2 separate regions of the Homo sapiens genome follow, and region 2 is linked to region 1. A link is a contact called in ENCODE Hi-C or POLR2A ChIA-PET data. All regions are on one chromosome and are shown on one strand. The core of a region is the stretch at or near the end of the contact, and the rest is flanking DNA. Distances in the headings are between cores, read along the strand shown. Region 1 overlaps FAM193A (family with sequence similarity 193 member A). Region 2 overlaps HTT (huntingtin).

What was found. Hi-C counts contacts between places; a loop is a spot of excess contacts on that map. ChIA-PET counts read pairs that join two places held with the same protein, here RNA polymerase II (POLR2A). Pooled maps may share reads with other maps.
Region 2: a loop to region 1 is called in a pooled map, with 4 times the contacts of the local background. The contact joins two enhancer-like sites. A Hi-C loop is called at or near these places in 1 of 50 pooled maps. POLR2A ChIA-PET finds 5 or more read pairs at or near these places in 2 of 52 experiments (Panc1 and activated T-cell).

What each region holds. Positions count from the first base shown.
Region 1 is chr4:2,695,312-2,697,871 of GRCh38, forward strand. It overlaps FAM193A (family with sequence similarity 193 member A), which reads left to right. Exons shown (of 21, transcript NM_001366318.2): 18 at 1,052-1,282. Among named protein-coding and RNA genes, the nearest start is that of TNIP2, 60 kb to the right of the region's middle. RefSeq lists enhancers at 685-744, 1,444-1,793. Within about 2 kb of position 1,285, at least 4 of the 41 ENCODE cell types and tissues checked have a DNase peak (open chromatin) inside an H3K27ac peak, as active enhancers do.
Region 2 is chr4:3,200,847-3,203,406 of GRCh38, forward strand. All of the region lies in intron 41 of HTT (huntingtin), which reads left to right. Among named protein-coding and RNA genes, the nearest start is that of MSANTD1, 47 kb to the right of the region's middle. RefSeq lists a silencer at 2,211-2,310. Within about 2 kb of position 1,290, at least 15 of the 41 ENCODE cell types and tissues checked have a DNase peak (open chromatin) inside an H3K27ac peak, as active enhancers do.

The sequences.
Region 1 (2,560 bases), core at 35-2,534:
TTACTTTGTGGTTTTTAAGGTAACTGGTAAATCAGCAGTGAGGTATTCCTACTGAATACCCATTGGTAGGAGGTTGTTAACCATGGTGTATCCATATGGTGGAACATTGTAGCCAGCGACAGCAGCGTTGTGTGTGTGCAGTTGGGTTTCTCTTGTTTGAATACAGAGGGCGTTGGTACACACACATACTTGTCCATCTTTCCAGAGCTGTGATTTAATTTATACAACCAATTATCACCCACTGTTTAAGAGGGATGGGTGACAGGAATAGCAGGGGCTTATAGTTGTTCTTTTTCTGCTTTAGCTCTGTTTGCATTTCCTAAAATGTTCACATGTTTTTATAGCAAGAAATTTGGCAGTAGGATTCAGGGCTTTTTTTGGCACCAAAAAGGAAACCCACAAATGGATGGAAAGATACTACAGACACATTTATTGACATGAAAAGATATTCACACCATGTTAAATAACAGGTAGAGGCCAAGCATAGTGGCTTATGCCTGTAATAGCAGCACTTTGGGAGGCTAAGGGAGGATCTCTTGAGCCCAGGAATTGAAGACCAGCTTGGGCGACACAGGAGACCCTGTCTCTACAAAAGATAAAGAAAATTAGCTGAGTGTGACAGCACACCCCTGCTTGAGCTCAGGAGGTCAAGGCTGCAGTGAGCTATGATCGCACCACTGCACTCCAACCTGGGTGACAGAGCAAGACCTTGTCTCAAAAATAAATAAATAAATAAATAAATAAAATACATTAATCAGGATTTGTAATTGTTTCCTTTTCAGTTTAAAAAATCCACTTATGTGCATAGCTATACATGCTTTATCAGGTTTTTCATGAATATGTAAAATTTGAGAGTAGGTATCAAAATGCCACTTTTGGGTGACTTGCTGATAGGTTTTTCTCTTTTTCTGCTGGTTGTTGTATTTCCTTATTTTTCACAACAAATATATACTACTTGAGTAATAAAACAGTTTATTTTTGGAGGTGTGGTCTGAAATTTATTATATTCAAAATTTTTAAAACTTAAGCATAACTTTGTTGTTTTTCTCAGCCTCCAGCTGCACCAACAAGTAGAAATTATGCAGAAATGAGGGAAAAGCTTCGCTTACGGCTGACCAAGAGGAAAGAGGAGCAACCTAAAAAAATGGACCAGATCTCAGAAAGGGAAAGCGTCGTTGACCATCGGAGGGTGGAGGATTTGTTGCAGTTTATAAATAGCTCCGAAACCAAACCAGTGAGCAGCACGCGTGCAGCGAAGCGAGCAAGGCATAAGCAAAGGAAGGCAAGTGACAGTTCTCAGCACCTGGAGGCGCCAGGTCTGAGGGCATTTGAAGGTGCCGTGCCACGCCAGTCTCTAGGCAGGGCTGAGCCACAGGAGGTCGGGGCTCTGACGTGTGTTCACTTGCCCACAACTTTGTTCTGAGAGCCAGCCTGTCTCTGGTGGCCTGAACTGGAGACTGGTAAAAAACTTAACTTTGTGTTTTCGGGAAATTACTTCCCCTTTTGTAGAATGGGTTTGTTCTTGTGCTGGCCATCATGAGGGCAGCAGCAGACACTCCAGCTTTATCTGCTGGAGAACCTTCTTTTCGAAGAAAGGAGCCGTCAACTGTAGAGATGATAGAAGAAAGGCCCAGGTGGGCTTTTGGGGCCTGTGGGTTCAGAAGTGTCTTTGATATGAGACTGGGGCGGGGCACTTGGCACAGGGAAGTCTTCTGGACTCAGGTCTGAGCATGTCCCCCATGCTGCTCTTGTCCCACTGCTGTTCCAGATGAAGACCAGCACATGGCATTGATTAGAGGGGAGGAAAATAAGTCTTCATGGGAAGACATGAGCAGTTCCCTCCTTACCAGAGGGCATGGTGTGTCACAAAAAGCAAATGTCAAATACAAAAAACGTTAGCCAGTCATGGTGGTGTACGCCTGTAGTCCCAGCTACTCAGGAGGCTCAGGTGGGAGGATCACTTGAACCTCAGAGGTGGAGGTTGCAGTGAGCCGAGATTATGCCACTGCCCTCCAGCCTGGGTGACAGAGTGAGACTGTCTCAAAAAAAAAGACAACTTTTTTCTCTTGGAGGATTGTCTAAATGCCCCTATGCTGGAGCAGTTCCAAAGAGCCTTCTGGTTTCAGCTCCCTAAAAGTGTCAGGCTCCAAGAACCAGACCTCAGTGAGCAGATGTGGGCTGCATGCAGAGGGAACTTGTAGGTTCCTGGGGTTCTGACAGTAGGACAGTGGTCTTGGGAAGAGGCCAGGTTTCTGTCTGCAGCATGGTCAGGCAAAAAGGTGAGGAAGAGGACGATCCCACAGTGGACCAGAGGGTGGGCCCGATGTCCTGTGTTGTTACTTGTATCTTAGCTGTTGTGATTGTTCTACCCTCAAGAGCTCTGCTCATACCTCGCAGTCCTACAGTAGATTTAGACTGACTATTGGGCCTGATTGGGAGGCTTTGGGGGAGAAGCCTTGTCCCGTGCCCCAGAAGACTAGAGACTGCTGGAGTGCAGAGAACACAGTGTGTCCTCCATTCAGGAGCGTCCAGCATCGGGGTACCCACGATGGTCCAAGGC
Region 2 (2,560 bases), core at 40-2,539, 510 kb after region 1:
GAGCACTGTGGGGGCAGGAGACAGAAAGTCAGTGTCTCCTAGTTCTGTGCTGCTTTAACGTGCATAGAAATCAGCTGCGGATTCAGCAGATCACTCCTTTTCTGACAGATGGGCCTGCTTACTCTGATGTTATATCAGAAAGCTCTGAATCTGGGAATTGTGTCCCCTGAATTGGAGTAACAGAAATGCTTAGATGATGAGTGTTTAAAAGAAATAAACCAAAGGTAAATTTAGTTTGGAATTCAGCAAGCGTCTTCATTCAGCCCTCTGAGGGCAAACTACAGCTTTTTGTAAATGTAGGTAAATTCTGTGACTGTTTCGTGACCCCCTCTGATCCAGTTTTCCTTTATAACCTTCTGTATTGTTCCTTCTATTATCCTGAAATAACATTAATAGATTAGGCTGGGCGTGGTGGCTCATGCCTATAATCCCAGCACCTTGGGAAGCCAAGGCGGGCAGATCACCTGAGGCCAGGACTTCGAGACCAGCCTGGCCAACATGATGAAATGCTGTCTCTACTGAAAATAACAAAAATTAGCCGAGCATGGTGACAGGTGCCTGTAGTCCCTGCTACTCAGAAGGCTGAGGCGGGAGAATCGCTTGAACCTAGGAGGAAAAGGTTGCAGTGAGCTGAGATCGCGCCACTGCACTCTAGCCTGGGTGACAGAGTGAGACTCCATCTCAAAAAAAAAAAAAAAAAAAAAAAATTAATGGATCAATGGATTTTTAACCTAATAATTAAATTTCAAAAAATATCGTTCTTTAATGGTAATGTAAAGGTAAAATTAAGATAATATGTAACAAGCATGTGAGTGTCTAAGGTGTCCCCGTGGTGGAAGGAAAAAATAAATCCCCATAAGTGTCCAAGATGCCCATAGAGAGCAGAGCTGTTCTGGTTTAAACCCCTGCTCTTAGCACTGTGTTTTTCCAGCTGTGGGTGGTGGGGGATGAGTATCTTTTTATTTCCATGAGATGAGAAAAATGAATTACTAGAAGTGTGAAATACAAAACACAGCTGCTCTTTTTTTAGCCATAGACTCAGCAGCCATAAAATTGCTGTATCCAGTTGCAGAAATTCCTGCTGCTTACTCTTGACCCTCTCTCGGTTTGTGTGCATCTCCTCTCAGGCTGGCTCCCAGATGGGAGCTGGCTCCAGGCGACACTGGGTGCTCTGCTCCAGGAGGTCCTTATGTGGGTCCTGCCCTAGCCTAGCCCCTCTCTTATGGACTCTGTCACTGTGGGTTTATGATTCACTCTCAATCTGTCTTACCTCTTGGTGAACTGTTAGAGTCCTGCCTATACTTTGGCGCTTGTGGGTGTGTTGTGGTACACATGATGTGTTGGTCACTTCCCAGCTCATCTTGTTCTGAGTCACCCTAGATTTGGGACATTCATTCGCCACCAGTACCGGGCGGTGTATGGCCTGAGATTTGGGGGGGCTTGTGCTGCTACAAATTGGGGCTGAATTTGAGTTGACAGTGGACCTTCTTTATGTCTACTGCTCATATTTGAATTGCAAATACTGCCTCTTCTCTTTCAGAGGCTCATTACCCTATAGCTGTATTATTGCAAAGTGCACAATTACAGCTTGAGTGTAAGTCACACTGCGCTGGCAGGACGGCCCACTGAGAAAGGGCACGTTTCCTGTTCGTTAGTTTTCACATTGACACATAATTTACAATACAGTAAAATGTACTTTTCTATCAACTGTAGTCAGTAACAGCCCCCCTCCCCCAACCACATCAAGATATAGAGGAGTGCTGTCACTTCAAACAGTTCCCTCTTCCTCTGCCACATCCTGCCCCTCCCCAGGTCTAACCACCAATCCGTGCTCTGTCCCTCTGTTCAGCCCATTGCAGAAGGCCATAGAAATAGAATCTATAGGCTAGGTGTGGTGGCTCATGCCTGTAATCCCAGTATTTTGAGAGGCTGAAGTGGGAGGATGACTTGAGGCTGGGAGTTCAAGACTAGCCTGGGCTGCCTAGCAAGACCCCATCTCCAGAAAAAAAAAATTTAAAAATTACAATCACGTCCCTGTAGTTCAGCTGCTTGGGAGGCTGAGGCAGGAGGATCACTTGAGCTCAGGAGTTAGAGGTTACAGTGAGCTATGATCGTGCCACTGTGCTCCAGCCTAGGTGACACAGCAAGACGTTGTCTCTGGGGAAAAAAGAAAGAAACGGAACCACGCGGTGTGCAGCCTTCTGAGTCTGGCCCCTTTCGGTGAGCAGTGTCTAAAGTTCTGTCGCGTGTTGCCCACGCGTCGGTGGCTCGCTCCTTGCAACTGCTGAGCATTGTATGGCTAGGCTGTAGTTTGTTTTCACTTCACCAGTTGGGAAACAGAGAAAAGGCACTTTTTAAAAAGTTTAAATCTGTAGAATTTTGGTTTTTACCAGTTCTCTTCTAAATCCTGAGGGATTACAGGAAAAGTTGTTGTATTTCAGAATATTCTTAGCTTGATGTGACCTCTGTCCCCGTTAAGGCCCTTTGCCGCAATGGGAAGGACGTCGCTCGGTCAGACCCTGAAGGTCAGAGGGGCAGTTTGGGAGTGTGTCAACATTTT